Regions from separate parts of the Homo sapiens genome. Here region 1 is linked to region 2. Evidence: read pairs that join two places in POLR2A ChIA-PET (ENCODE). Cell type or tissue: GM12878. All regions are shown on one strand.

The links. ChIA-PET counts read pairs that join two places held together with the same protein. Peaks named below come from ENCODE experiments on the same cell type or tissue, not always from the same donor. Only the 100,000 strongest peaks of a DNase experiment are listed, where the experiment ranks them.
Region 1: POLR2A ChIA-PET joins it to region 2 with 6 read pairs; 2 of 35 experiments call an interaction of 5 or more read pairs at or near these places.

Annotation. Positions count from the first base shown.
Region 1 is chr1:39,180,033-39,188,032 of GRCh38, reverse strand. It overlaps a transcript of MACF1 not described here. Among named protein-coding and RNA genes, the nearest start is that of MACF1, 21 kb to the left of the region's middle. RefSeq lists enhancers at 3,424-3,937, 3,914-4,183, 3,938-4,452, 3,693-4,892. In GM12878, a CTCF peak has its summit at 4,181 (motif pointing left); no DNase peak of the experiment used is centred here; H3K27ac peaks cover 456 bases.
Region 2 is chr1:40,071,751-40,079,750 of GRCh38, reverse strand. It overlaps CAP1 (cyclase associated actin cytoskeleton regulatory protein 1), which reads right to left. Exons shown (of 13, transcript NM_006367.4): 13 at 7,103-8,000. PPT1 (palmitoyl-protein thioesterase 1) reads left to right here. Exons shown (of 9, transcript NM_000310.4): 7 at 1,093-1,191; 8 at 2,838-2,909; 9 at 5,568-7,039. The coding sequence ends at 5,690. Among named protein-coding and RNA genes, the nearest start is that of PPT1, 22 kb to the left of the region's middle. RefSeq lists a silencer at 948-997. In GM12878, a CTCF peak has its summit at 1,047 (motif pointing left); no DNase peak of the experiment used is centred here.

The DNA of each region.
Region 1 (8,000 bases), 890 kb after region 2:
ATGCAGAGGAAAAAAGAAAAGAAAGGGAAGGGAAGGGGAGGGGAGGGGAGGGGAGAGGAGGGGAGAGGAGGGGAGGGAAGGGAAGGGAAGGGAAGGGAAAGGGGAAAGAAGGAAGGAAGGAAGGAGAGAGGAGAGAGAGAGAGAGAGAGACAGAGAGAGAGAGAGACAGAGAGAGAGAGAGAGAAAGACAGCCTCTAATTAATATCCTTAGAGAGACTTAAAAGGCAGTATTAGCCAGACAATTGCTTGAAGCCAGGAGTTTGAGGCCAGCTTGGGCAACATAGCGAGATCTCATTTCTACAAAAAAATTTTAAATAATTTTTTAAAAAATCTGCTAGAAAGTGATTTGCAACCTAGAACTCTATACTCAAACTCTTAATCAAATGAAAAGTAGAATAAGACATTTTCAGATAAGCAAAGTCTCAAAAACATTTACCTCCCTTGTATCCTTTCTCAGGAAGCTAGGATATACCACAATGAAAAAATGGAGTACATCATGAAATACGACATCAGCTCTGGGAAACATGAAATCCAACAGGGAAGACAGGTGAGGGAATTTCCCCGTATGATAGTGAAGGGAAGTGCCAGGATGACAGCTTTACTAAAGGCTTTAAGAGCAACCCATCCAGAGTGAATAAGAGAAAGCTCCTGGGGGATGTCTCCAAATAGACTATTGAACTAAAAGATTATTTGATATGTTTCAACATACTGAGAGAGAAGTCTTAGAGTCCCATGAGAGAGTCTGAAGGTATGTACATAGATCAGTAAACAAGTGACAAAATATGGCAATTATTAATTCCAGGAAAAATTAAAAGTTGGTCCAAAAAGGAAATGTAATCATAGTATATTACATAGCTCACCTTTAAGCAATATTTATATAATCACAATAATCTGAACACTGAATATAACGGCAATAACGTGTGACTTTGGGAAGAAGGGGGAAGAGAAAGTGTGTACGTTAAGGGGGTAAGAATAAAAAAACTAAACCCTAATTTTCTGTAGTAGAATATCAACAGATAATGTTCAAAACCAAAAAAAAAAAAAAATCAAGAATCACTAGTAAAAGAGAAAGAAATATATTCTGGCTGTTTGTGTGTGCAGAAAAAAAAGAAACAGAAATGTGGCCCAGGTGTGGGGGCCCACACCTGCAATCCCAGCACTCTGGGAGGCCAAGGTAGGAGCATCATTTGAGGCCAGGAGTTTGAGACTAGCCTGGAGAACAAAACAAGACCCCCAACTCTACAAAAAGAAAAAAAAATTAGCCAGGCGCAGTGGTACACACCTATAGTCTAAGCTACTCAGGAAGCTGAGGTGGGAAGATCCCTTGAGCCCAGGAGTTCAAGGGTGCAGTGAGCCATGATCACACCACTGCACTCCAGCCTGGGTGGAAGAGTGAGACCCTGTCTCTTAAAAAAAAATAGTGGAAAATACAGATTATTTTTGTCATATGCCTTATAGTAATATTTTAACCTTTTAAAGTAAGAACATGTATAATTTTGATTTAATGTTATAGAAAGTTGGACTGGATTATGAAAGATCTTAAATGACAAGATGAGTTTGGATTTTATCCTATAGGTGAGCCCCTAAAAAAGTCATTTCTAGGCCGGGCGTGGTGGCGCGTGCCTGTAATCCCAGCTACTCGGGAGGCTGAGGCAGGAGAATCATTTGAACCAGGGAGTTGGTGGTTGCAGTGAGCCGAGCATGCCACGGCACTCCAGCCTGGTGACAGAGTGAGACTCTGTCTCAAATTAAAAAAAAAAAAAAGTCATTTCACCCCCCACCAAAACACACACACACACACACACACACACACACACAGAGAGAGAGAGAGAGAGAGAGAGAGAGAGAGAGAGAGAGAGAGATGTTCAGAATCCCAGCCCCCACATGGATTCCCTTAACATTCTGGAATCTGGTTAATTGGGTTTCAGATATTTCTCCCTTATCCACTCCTCTACCTCATGATTAAAGGCCTTTAGCTCATAACCAAAGGGAGAGAGGACCTGTATATATTATGTGGCAGGTACGAGTCTTGGGCTCAGACTCATCTGACAACGAGTCAGGTGGTGACTTCTGAAACAGCATCACCACAGATTACCCTCAGGGGGCTCCCAAATCAAATACACCCTAGGGAACTTTCTTCCCTGGGTCCTTCAGCACTTCAGGTTAAAAATCTCTTCTAATGATTTGTTATTTCATGAAGAGATACAGGGAGATGGCTGCTAGCAGGGAGGAGGAATATTGCTAACTAAGCCCCCGGAAAGTCCAGCACCCTTCTCTAAGAAGTAAGTTATCTGACTCATTTCCTTCTTATCCTACTCCAAAGATCTGTTTACATCCTACAGTGTACCTAGTAATATTGTCTAAAAACAAAACTCATGATCAGCCAGAAGAACGTAACAATTAAAGACTGTGTCAAGAAATAAATAAAGCTTTCCTTCCTCCCTTTCAAATTATAGTTGTTGTTTTTTAACTTTTCCTTCTTGCTTCTGATATATCTTGGGTTTATTTAAAAAAAAAATTTTTTTTTTTAAAGAAACTGGGCCTCTATGCTGTCCAGGCTGGAGTACAGTGACTACACAGGCACAATCATGGCACTATTCTATAGCCTTGAACTCCTGGGCTCAAGCAATCCTCCTGCCTTAGCCTCCCGAGTAGCTAGAACTACAGGTGTGAGCTACCATGCCCAGCTCTTCTGATATATCTTTTTCTTTTCTTTTTCCTTTTTTGTTTTTTTTTTTTTTGAGACGGAGTCTCGCTCTGTCGCCCAGGCTGGAGTGCAGTGGTGCCATGTCGGCTCACTGCAAGCTCCACCTCCCAGGTACATGCCATTCTCCTGCCTCAGCCTCCCGTGTAGCTGGGACTACAGGCACCCGCCACCACGCCCAGCTAATTTTTTTGTATTTTTAGTAGAGATGGGGTTTCACCGTGTTAGCCAGGATGGTCTCGATCTCCTGACCTCGTGATCCACCTGCCTCGGCCTCCCAAAGTGCTGGGATTACAGGCGTGTGCCACCACGCCCAGCACCAGCCCTGATACATCTTAAAGAGAGGTAGTATCTTCTACTTTTTTGGTGGTGTCCTATGCAGCCTAAAAGTCCCTTTTTCCAGGCCATCTTCAGATGAACGAGTTATAAGCACAAAGGCAGCAATTGATATTGCTAAGCCATCTCTCCTAAGACCTTCCTTGAGAGGCCTGAAACCTGAGGCAGAATATTATCAATGCTAGCCTCTCTTTTATCTTTGTGTAAATGGCTAATTTAGCCTCCAACCTCATAATCACACAGACTCTGGTAGGTGCATGATGATGACCAGGAGCACTCTTTCACAATCTTAATATAAATAACAGCCTGAATAACCTAACCAACTTTACTGCTTTGCGATATGAAAAGATACTAAGACTTATCCTGACTGAAACTCTCCATCCCGCCACCACACTCCGCCTCACCTTATCAGCTTCAACCATACAACACCATTGGAGGGCCCTCTACTCAAAGAAGAAAAACACCACCACCACAAGACTTAACTGGGCTTTGAGCAAAGATCTAGCTCTTGCCAAAATACTAGATGGAACTAGGGTACTTTTGGCAATAAGGTAAAAAATTCTGAGATCTGACCTTCTGATGTCAAGGCAAGTTCCCCTCTCTAAATATGTCAGAGGAAATGTCATGCCTTCAAACCAGCCAGTATGACCATGTGAGGCTCATTTCCAAGACACAGACCCTGCTAGCTATAGAACTGAGGCACACAGTGCAGGAACCCACACACGCCGCCCTGCATGAAAAAGAAGTCCATGACTAGCACAGGATGTTGTGAGCCATCTCACCCAGATACAAACACAGTATACCCAAGACATGCATAGACTCAACCATATGCTCTGAGGGCACATGAACAGCACTGCCCACACCAGGGCTCATGAAATAGGAACTAAAAAACAGGTGATGTTTCCTGTGATTTATGCTGGTCAATCATTCTGACTGCCCAGGCAGCCACACCATTTAATATCTTCCAGCAGCTCAATCAAGGTTCCTGTCTCCACCTGCTCCTGTGACATCATCCTGTCATTATATGTTCTTTGAAATTCCTTTGATGAAAAATGAGTCACTTCTTCCTGCCAACACAGGCCTGAGCCTCTTCCACACATGTCATTCTTTGGTAATCCTGTGGGGGCAGGGTGCCACCCAGAGGTTTCTGCAGCTACTCTCGCTATACCTCCCAAGAAAGAAGGCCTCAGAGCAAGATCAAACATAGCCTGGGGAAAAATGGGCAAATGATGAAAGAAGTGAGGATCTTGGTGGAGCTGGGTATGGGGCTGGGAAACTGCCTACTCCAGTGTGACACACAGTTTAAAGGATGAAGTAAGAACTAAGGTAGGGCACAGTCCCACTTAAAACTTGGAAATGCTTCAACTTCAGAGTGCTCACCTTAAAAGTTCGCTTCCTGATATAAAGTGCCATCATGTATTCTCCTGCAAAAAAATGATTGCAAACCTGTTTCTCACCTTGAAGATTTGGGGCAACAGTAACTTGCCTGCTCAAGACAGTGACAGTTCTGAAGCAAAATATTCAAGACAACTTCAAGATTCTCAGTGGCAGCAATAAGGGGCCCAATACAAACAGACAAATACTATTCATACCTACAAATCAGCCTAATATTTTTATAACAGCTTCACTGAGATTTGGTTAACATAAATTCACCCTTTTTAGGTAAACAATTCAATGGATATTTAAGTATCAGTATGTTCACAGAGTTGTTCAACCATCACCATTATCTAACTTTAGAACATTCCATCACCCCCTGAAGAAACCCTATATCAATTAGCAGTCACTTCCCATTCGCCCCTCCTCAACCCCTAGCAACCACTAATCTACTTATGGTCTCTATGGATTTGCCTATTATGTATAAATGGTATAAATGGAATCATACAAGCCTTTTGTGTCTGGCTTCTTTCACTTAGTCTAATGTTCTCAAGGTTGATCCATGTTAGCATCAATCAGTACTTCATTCCTTTTCACTGACAAATAATATTCTGTTGTATGGATATGCCACAGTGTGTTTATCCATTCATCAGTTGATAGATGTTTCAGCTGTTTCTGCTTTGGGGCTACTATGAATAATGCTGCTATGAACATTTATGTACGAGTTTTCTATGAATATATGTTTTCTATATTCTATGAATATAATATTTCTTTTGGATATATACTTTGGAATTGCTGGGTCATGTGGCAACTCTACTTTTTGAAGAACCACCAAACTGTTTTCTAAAGCAGGTGCACCATTTTATATTCCCACCAGCAATGTTGGGGGTGTTCCAATTTCTCCACATCCTCACTCTCTTTTTTATTAAAGCCATTCTAGTGGGTATGAAGTGGTATCTCATTGTGATCTTGATTAGCATTTCCATAATAACTAATGATGTTAAGCATCTAAGCATCTTTTCATGTGCTTATTAGCCATTTGTATATCTTCTTTGAAGAAATGGCTATATAAATCCTTTGCCCATTTTTTTATTGGGTTTTCTTTTTACTGTTGAGTTCAAAGAATTCTTTATATATTTTGGATATAAGTCCCTTATTAGATATATGATTTGCAAATATTTTCTCCCATTCTGTGAGGTGTCTTCATTTTCTAGGTAGTGTCCTTTGAAGCACAAAGGTTTTACATTTTGATCAAGTATAATTTCTCTATTTTTTTCTTTTTTGTGTATACTTTCAGTGTTAGCTACAAGAAACCACTACCTAATCCAAGGTCACAAAGATTTACCCCTAAGTTTTCTTCTAATAGTTTTGTAATTTTAGCTCTTATATGTAGGTCTATGTTCCACTTTGAGTTAAGTTTTATATGTTGTGTGAGGTCAGGGTTTAAATTCTTTTTTTTTTTTTTTTTAAGGTGGAGTCTTGCTCTGTTGCCCAGGCTGGAGTGCAATGGCGTCATCTCAGCTCACTGCAACCTCTGCCTCCCGGGTTCAAGCGATTCTCCTGCCTCAGCCTCCCGAGTAGCTGGGATTACAGGTGCCCGCCACCACATCCAGCTAATTTTTGTATTTTTAGTAGAAATGGGGTTTCACAATGTTGGCCAGGCTGGTCTCGAACTCCTGATCTCGTGATCCACCTACCTCTGCCTGCTAAAGTGCTGGGATTATGGGCGTGAGCCACAACGCCTGGCCAATTTCATTCTTTTGTATATGGATATCCAGTTGTCCCAGTATAATTTGTTGAAAAGACAATTCTTTCTACATTGAATTGTCTTGGCACCTTTATCACAAATCAATTTACCATAAATGTAAGGGTTTATTTTTAGACTCTCAATTCTATTCCATTGATCTATATGTCTATCCCTATGCCAGTACCATCCTGTCTTAATTACTGTAGCTTTGTAGTAAGTTTTCAAATCTGGAAGTGTGAGTCCTCCAATTTTGTTCTTTTTCAAGATTGTTTTGACTATTCTGGGTCCCTTGCATTTTCACATGAATTTCAGGAGCAGCTTGCCAATTTCTGGAAGAAGAGGAGGAGGAGGAAGAGGAAGACGAAGAATAAGAGGAAGAGGAGGAGGAGGAGAAGAAAGAAGAAGAAAAAACCCCACTGGGATTCTGACAGGGATTGCATTGAATCTATAGATCAGTTTGGGGAGTGCTGCCATCTTAACAATATTAAGTCTTCCAATGCATGAACGTATAAAGTAAAAGGCAATGTGAGCCACTCTTTACTAATACTCGGAAACTAAAATACTCAAATTTCCCTATGCTCTATCAAATATTTAGCACACTGGAGACCCCTGATTTGGAGGATCCCCCCAAAATAAGTAATATGCTAAAAAGATACTGATTACTGGCCCAGCGCAGTGGCTCACGCCTATAATCCCAGCACTTTGGAAGGCCAAGGCGGGTGTACCGCTTGAGGCCAGGAGTTCGAAGCCAGCCTGGACAACGTGGCAAAATCCCATCTCTACTAAAAATACAAAAATATTAGCTGGGCATGGTAGCACGCGCCTGTAGTCCCAGCTGCTCAGGAGGCTGTGGCACAAGAATCACTTGAACCCGGGAGGCAGAGGCTGCAGTGAACAGAGATGGGCTACTGTAGTCGAGCCTGGGCAACAGAGCCAGACCCTGTCTCAAAAAAAAAGATATTGATTAAAAAGTAACAGAGTGTCTTTTGTACTGCAAAGCAACAATTTTCAACAAGTTCCCAAAACAGCTGAACACCCTGAGACCTAAGAAAAAGAGACTTAGCCAACCATAGCCAGGGATGAGAGGAACAGCAAAGGCCCTGAGATCCGTCAGGCCCCACTGACCTTGGCTCATTCTACCTTAGTAAAAGGAAGAAGGATAGAATAATCATAATCCATTTCTCTATCACAAATGCGTCAAATATGTAAAAAAGTATCAAAAGAAGAAAGTACATCTTCTTTGTGTGTGTGCGTGTGAGGTGGAGTATCGCTCTGTTGCCCAGGCTGGAGTCTAGTGGCGCAATCTCGGCTCACTGAAACCTCTGCCTCCCAGATTCAAGCGATTCTCCTGTCTCAGCCTCCCCGGTAGCTGGAATTACAGGCATGAGCCACCACGCCCTGCTAATTTTTGTATTTTTAGTAGAGATGGGGTTTCACCATGTTGGCCAGGCTGGCCTTGAACTCCTGACCCCAAGTGATCCACCTGCCTCAGCCTCCCAAAGTGCTGGGATTACAGATACGAGCCACCATGCCTGGCCTATATCTCCTTTTATATCAATTGGCCACAACTCATCCCTAAGAAAAATAAATCTTTGCATTAGTACCAGAGTAGGGAACCAGAAATTTTATTAAAAATAGGCTTGTATCTTGCAATCTGGTTGAAAGAGGAAAAGCCATCATAATAAGTCTTCATCCTGCATTTATATAACAAATACTTTTTACTTAAATTTGTTTATTTAGAGCAGCTTTGAGGAGGGTGATGGAGATTATGGGGGTCTAAAAGCCCTCCAAGCTCCTTACTAGACTGTAATAAAAGCAAAGGAGAGCATAACTTCATTT
Region 2 (8,000 bases):
ATGCCATGCTCAGTGGCATGTCAGTCAGATAGGATGGTAAGAAAAGCCTATAGAAGGCCGGGCGTGGTGGCTCACGCCTGTAATCCCAGCACTTTGGGAGGCCGAGGTGGGCAGATCACTTGAGGTCAGGAGTTCGAGACCAGCCTGGCCAGCATAGTGAAACCCTGTCTCTACTAAAAATACAAAATTAGCTGGATGTGGTGGCGATCACCTGTAATCCCAGCTACTCTGGAGGCTGAGGCAGGAGAATCGCTTGAACCTGGGAGGCAGAGGTTACAGTGAGCTGAGATGGTGCCACTGCACTCTGGCCTCGGTGACAGAGCGAGACTCCATCTCAAAAAAAAAAAAAAAAAAAAAAGGAAAAGAAAAGGCTGTGTAAGCAATCCCGTGACTGGGTATATACCCAAAGGAAAACAAATTGTCCTGCCAAAAAGACACTTGCACTCGTGTTTATTGCAGCACTGTTCACCATAGCAAAGACATGAAATCAACCTAGGTGCCCATCAGCGGTAGACTGGATAGAGAAAATGTGGTACATATACACCATGGAATATTACACAGTCATAAAAAAGAATGAAATCCTGTTCTTTGCAGCAACATGGATGCAGCTGGAGGCCGTTATCCTAAGCAAATGAACACAGAAACAGAAGACCAAATATCACATGTTCTCACTTATAAGTGGGAGCTAAACATTGGGTACACGTGAATATAAAGATGGGAACAATAGACACTGGAGACTCCAAAAGCTGGGAGGGAGAGGCTAGGGCTGAAAAACTTCCTGTTGGGCACTGTGTTCACTATCTGGGTGAAAGGATCAACAGAACCCCAAACCTCAGCATCACACAATATACCCTTATAACAAAACTACACATGTACCCCCCTGAATCTAAAATAAAATATTTTGTTTTTTAGAAAAAAAGAAAAAAAAAAGCTGTACAGGTATATCCTGGTCAGGAAGCTGGAAAACAGCCCATACCCATGGGGAAGAAACACAGTGGCACAGGGTCAGGGAGACCAGAAAACAGGAAGGCTTTACTCCCTCTGCTGGTGTCTGATGGTAATGACCTTAGGTGTTGCTGGCCTTTCTTTCAGGGTATCAATGAGTCCTACAAGAAAAACCTGATGGCCCTGAAGAAGTTTGTGATGGTGAAATTCCTCAATGATTCCATTGTGGACCCTGTAGATTCGGAGGTGAGACACTACTTAGGCCACATGCCAGGAGAGTAAATGGCATTAAAATAGGGCTGCTGGCCGGGCACGGTGGCTCATGCCTGTAATCCCAGCACTCTGGGAGGCCAAGGCGGGTGGATCACCTGAGGTCAGGAGTTCAAGACCAGCCTGGCCAACTTGGTGAAACCCCATCGCTACTCAAAATACAAAAAGAAATTAGCCGGGTATGGTGACAGCCATCTGTAATCCCAGCTGCTTGGGAAGCTGAGGCAGGAGAATTACTTGAACCCAGGAGGCAGAGCTTGCAGTGAGCCAAGATCGTGCCACTGCACCCCAGCCTGGGTGACAGAGCGAGACTCTGTCTCAAAAAGAACATAAAATGAAATTGAAATGAAATGAAAAAATACAGCTGCCTGCTGGGGAAAAAACCTTCAGTCCCTTCCACCAACTTTTGTATAAAACAGTTCTTCACCTGAGGTCCATAAATGGGACACTGAAGATTGTAATCAATCCCCCAACCCCAAAATTCTATGCAAAATTATGTAATTACATTCTCTGGGGAAGGATCTATAATTTTAATCCATTTTCCAGAGATCAGAGACCCAAAAAATGTTCAGAATCACTAGCCCAAAATATATAAATTCCTAAGCTTGGCCTCCAAGGTCTGCCTTGATCTGGCTTCACCCCATTTTCCAGCCTAATCTGCCTTGTCTGCACGCTTCATACACTCTTGATCAAGCCATATTGTACTACTTGTGCTTTTTCTCTCGTATGCCTTGGTTCATATATTTCTGTCTCTAGAATGCCCTTCCTTGGCTTCTCCACCTGACAATTTCTATTCGTCTGTCAAGGCAAGGATGCCATCCCCATTCCAAGCAGAATGTGATCGCTTTTTTAGAATCATCAGCCTCTGTTAAAACACTCATCACGTTATGTCACACCACCAGGGATTGGCCGATTGTGGCCCACAGGCCCAGTCCATCCTGCTACCCGTTTTGGTGCTACCCACGAGTAACACCAAACACTAACATAAAAGAATGTTTTTAACATTTTTTAATGGTTGGGGGAAAGAATTGGACATATAAAGATTATGTAAAATTTATTTAGACATATCAAGTATTTGGACATATAAAGATTATGTAAAATTTAAATTTCAGTGTCCTTATTGGAACAGTTTTAGTTACTTTTTACATACTGTCTGTGGCTGCATTTGTTACAGTGGCAGCAATGAGTAGTTACAACCATATGGCCCTTAAAGCCTAAAATATTTTGTATCTGGCCTTTACAAAAACGTTTGCTGACCTCTGTACTCAACAGTGAATTGTTTCCGTGCCTTGCAAGACTGGGAGCTTTTTGGAAACAGATTATGTATTCATCCTTGAATGTCTAGAGCTCAGCACAGGAATTTTTCACATTTATTGCTTAATAATTTTAGGAAGCAGAAATTCTGGGGAAGTGGAAAGCGGCCTCTCAGAAAGATTAACTCATCCCTCGGGCTCCACCCTTAAGAAGAGATGACTCAGACGCACCCTATCCATTTTTCCTTCTTCCTACAGCTTTATGATGTTCACTTTGTTGGCAGTTTTAGCTTCTAACCAGTCTCAAATTATTTTGGCAGTATGTGCTGTGTGTCATATCTGAGCTTCTTTCCTTTGCTTCTTCTGCAGTGGTTTGGATTTTACAGAAGTGGCCAAGCCAAGGAAACCATTCCCTTACAGGAGACCTCCCTGTACACACAGGTAACTGGCAGGGAGTCTATCTTGGGAGGTTGGTGTTTTTTCAGCTCCCAGTTCCTGAAGCTGCTATGTTCTTTGGTGCTGGAGCCCTTTCCTTTACACCTCAGAGCACTAGGTACTCCTGAAACACCTGACTCATGTCCAATATGGGTGAAGCTTGTTAGGCTCTTGATTATGTGCTCTAGCTTATTAGGCACTGGGTTACAAAAATCCACTACATCCTGAAACCTTATGGTTTCCAAACAACAAGAGAAACCTCATGTCTGATTCCCTTCTTTTGATAAAAAGGTTTTAAAACTAGCTGCCTTGGCTGAGGTACAGTCTGCTACAAATCCAGGAAGCCTCCATGCATGATGAGGGGCATTCCTTTTTTTTTCTTTGAGACGGGGTCTCGCTCTGTCACCCAGGCTGGAGTGCAGTGGAGCAATCTTGGCTCACTGCAACCCCTGCCTCCCAGATTCAAGCAATTCTCCTGCCTCAGCCCCCTTAGTAGCTGGGATTACAGGTGTGTGCCATCACACCTGGCTAATTTTTGTATTTTTAGGAGAGATGGAGTTTCACCATGTTGGCCAGGCTGGTCTTGAACTCCTGACCTCAGGTGATCCACCCACCTCAGCCTCCCAAAGTGCTGGGATTACAGGCGTGAGCCAGTGCGCCTGGCCAAGGGACATTACTTTTAAACATTAATAGATGTGAAATCCTGTTTCTAAATTACGCACTGACAAGGGAGGCTCCTGCAGGAGGTTGAGTGGGACTAGAGTTTTGAATTTTGTTTAGCAGTAGGTCCTGTATCTTAAGCAGAAGTTGCAGTAATTTGCCACCTCCAGTTCTGGGGCCTTCTACACTTTAAGGATTTTTTTTTTTTTTTTTTTTTTTTTTTTTTTTTGAGACAGTCTTGCTTTGTCACCCAGGCTGGAGTGCAATGGTGTGATCTCAGCTCACTGCAGCCTCCACCTCCTGGGTTCAAGCGATTATCCTGCCTCAGCCTCACTAGTAGCTGGGATTACAGGCACACGCCACCATGCCTAATACTTTGTTTTGTTAGTAGAGACGGGGTTTCACCATGTTGGCCAGGCTGGTCTTCAACTCCTGACCTCAGGTGATCCACCTGCCTCAGCCTTCAAGAGTGCTGGGATTACAGGTGTGAGCCACCACGCCCAGCCCTAAGGATTTTATATTGGAGACAGACTCTCCAAAATGCTAAGTACTACATCTGAACCAATCACCGTCTACTAGAATTCCTCCATGTTATTTCAGAGGTCATTTGTCTCCTCTTGGCTTGGCTTTTCTTTTGCACTGGGTGCCTCAACTTGGGTGGTGAGGTAAAAAGGGAAGCTAGAATCTGATTTGAGAAAAAAAAAAAAAAAGGCTTGAGAAATTACAGCTAAGAACTTCCTTACTGTGAAAACTCAAAATGATGTTGGCCACGGCAGAAGCACCATTCTGGCACTGTCGTAACTGCTTATCTTCCCAACCAGAGGTTGTTCTCCAGCATCTAGGCTATGGGTAATGACATTTTCAACTCCAGAATATGAAAGTGTCCAGGGTTTGTTACCTAACGGTTGGATATGGTTTTTCTGTTTTGTTCTTTTGAGACAGTTTTGCTCATTGCCCAGGCTGGAGTGCAATGGCATGATCTCAGCTCACTGCAACCTCCGCCTCCCGGGTTCAAGCGAATTCTCCTGTCTCAGCCTCCCAAGTAGCTAGGATTACAGGTGCCCGCCACCATGCCCAGCTAATTTTTGTATTTTTAGTAGAGACAAAGTGTCATCATATTGGTCAGGCTGGTCTTGAACTCCTGACCACAGGTGATCCGCCTGCCTTGGCCATCCAAAGTGCTGGGATTATAGGCGTGAGCCACCGCGCCTGTCCTGGGTTGGATGTTTTTTAAGTTACCTAGCTAATGTTCTGTCTTTGGCTCAGTCCCACTTACCTATGGCATTCTGAGGCAGTGTCGTCTATGGCTTGCCCACCTATAGGTAGTCCTCTGACTCTGAGCTTTTCAAAAATCAGAATCTAGAACACTGTATAGAGCAATCTCAATTGCATATCTATTTTTAATACTTAGAAAAAACTGGCCGGGTGTGGTGGCTCACGCCTGTAATCCCAGCACTTTGGGAGGCCGAGGCACGTGGATCACCTGAGGTCAGGAGATCAAGACCATCCTAGCTAACACAGTGAAACCCCATCTCTACTAAAAATACAAGAAATTACCCAGGCATGGTGGCATGCGCCTGTAATTCCAGCTACTCATGAGGCAGAGGCAGGAGAATCGCTTGAGCCAGAGAAGTGGAGGTTGCAGTGAGCCGAGATCGCACCACTGCACTCCAGCCTAAGCAACCGAGCAAGACTCCGTCTTGAAAGAAAGAAAGAGAAAGAGAGACAGAGAGAGAGAGAGGAAGAAGAAGAAGAAGCGGGGGGGACAGGAGGAGGGGGAGGAGAGAAGAAAGAAAAGAAAGGAAGAAAGAGAAAGAAAGAAAAAGAAAAAAGAGAAAGAAAAAGAAGTAGGAGATATTCTTTTTGGCATTTTTGAAAATACACCTCAATTTTAATACTCAGGACAAACTGCATTTTGAAAATATATCTCAAGTTAACGTACTTACCATTTTACTCCAAAACTTCATTAAGCTTTTTAATTAATTATGGCCTTTCCTTCTGCAGGACCGCCTGGGGCTAAAGGAAATGGACAATGCAGGACAGCTAGTGTTTCTGGCTACAGAAGGGGACCATCTTCAGTTGTCTGAAGAATGGTTTTATGCCCACATCATACCATTCCTTGGATGAAACCCGTATAGTTCACAATAGAGCTCAGGGAGCCCCTAACTCTTCCAAACCACATGGGAGACAGTTTCCTTCATGCCCAAGCCTGAGCTCAGATCCAGCTTGCAACTAATCCTTCTATCATCTAACATGCCCTACTTGGAAAGATCTAAGATCTGAATCTTATCCTTTGCCATCTTCTGTTACCATATGGTGTTGAATGCAAGTTTAATTACCATGGAGATTGTTTTACAAACTTTTGATGTGGTCAAGTTCAGTTTTAGAAAAGGGAGTCTGTTCCAGATCAGTGCCAGAACTGTGCCCAGGCCCAAAGGAGACAACTAACTAAAGTAGTGAGATAGATTCTAAGGGCAAACATTTTTCCAAGTCTTGCCATATTTCAAGCAAAGAGGTGCCCAGGCCTGAGGTACTCACATAAATGCTTTGTTTTGCTGGTGATTTAACCAGTGCTTGGAAAAATCTTGCTTGGCTATTTCTGCATCATTTCTTAAGGCTGCCTTCCTCTCTCAGTACGTTGCCCTCTGTGCTATCATCTTATCATCAATTATTAGACAAATCCCACTGGCCTACAGTCTTGCTTCTGCAGCACCCACTTTGTCTCCTCAGGTAGTGATGAATTAGTTGCTGTCACAAAAGGAGGGAAGTAGCACCCAAATTAAGTTGCTTAAGAGAGGAAATGTACATCTTGTATAACTTAGGGAGCGAAGAAAATGTAGGCGCGAAAGTGAAAAGTGAGGCAGCTAGTTCTTCCTATTCCATTCTCGACCAACCTGCCCTTTCTTAATATGACTAGTGGTCTTGATGCTAGAGTCAACTTACTCTGTTGCTGGCTTTAGCAGAGAATAGGAGGAACCATATGAAAAAGATCAGGCTTTCTGACTTCCATCCCCAAAACACATTTACCAGCATACTCCAAACTGTTTCTGATGTGTTCCATGAGAAAAGGATTGTTTGCTCAAAAAGCTTGGAAAATACTACACACTCCCTTTCTCCTTCTGGAGATCAACCCACATTAGAGTGTCTAAGGACTCCTGAGAATTCCTGTTACAGTAAACAAAACTAACGTAATCTACCATTTCCTACACTATTTGAGCATGGAAATCATAGTCCCCACTCTGTGAAAACTTAACGCTTTTTGGAAGACATTTCTGTAGCATGTCAGTTTGGAGAAATGATGAGCTACGCCTTGATGAAAGAACCGTGTTGGTGCTGCTAAGTTTAGCCATTATGGTTTTTCCTTTCTCTCTCTTAAGCCTTATTCTTCAACTAAAAGATGAGGATTAAGAGCAAGAAGTTGGGGGGGATGTGAAAATAATTTTATGAGGTTGTCTAAAATAAAGAGTAGTTTCTTATCCTTGGTGTTTTCAGTATTTTTTGCATTTCTGTACAGCCAATATCACAGGTAAACAACTAAGCAAGTTTGGTATTAACTTTATTCTATTTTCTGTATAACTTTAAGTACATAAAGGTTTATTTCCACAGGCCTCAGGAAATGGGTAGAAATCACAGGACAATCTCTCTTCCCACCAAAAAAAAGTTGCATATTTTGGTAAGTGTTTGTCCTAGAGGGAAAAACAACTGAAATTTACATTAGCAGTGCTGTGCAAGATTCTTACATAATTCAAGACCTAAAACCAGCCTGCAGTGGAGGTTTCAGTCCTCTGTTCAGGTGCTTAGACAGAAGCCATAAGCTGATGAGCATGACAGGGAAAAGGAGGCAGTGAAGACAGGTGACAGGCACCTGGCAGGGAAGAAGGATTCAGGAATGCCAGACTCCTTGAAATCATGTGGGTTTTTTTTTTTTTTTTTTTCCTTTTAAAGTCATCTCTATAGGAAGGTGCTGGGCAGGGATCCCAGAGAAAGAAAGGGTCCAAGACTCCATTAACTGCCCTGGATGAAGGGCACTGCTACAGCAGCTAGTACCAGAGACTCTCCTATCTCACGGTTGAGGCAGACCCAGGATAGAATAGAGAATAAAAGGAATGCTTATAGGAAACAATTTTGTATGGAATGCTAGATGGCCAAGCCTCAGCCTTTGGTCCAGTGCAACCCTTGCCTCGCTTGTCAACAGTGAAAAATTAGTTTGGTTAGAAGAACCATCTGGAAACACACCAGCTTCTGCTACCTTCATGCTCATTGTTAAAAAAAGATTAACCAGTGTGAACATTCTGATCTGTTAATTCCAGGGACTGTTTTCTTTCCAATGGACTGTTTGTTGGTAGAATAACCCCCAAAAGCTCAAAGCTAAAATGCATCATCAGTCCTAGTCGGCAGTTCCTTAAGAATGGACTGGCGGCGTGGTTGAGCTGATAT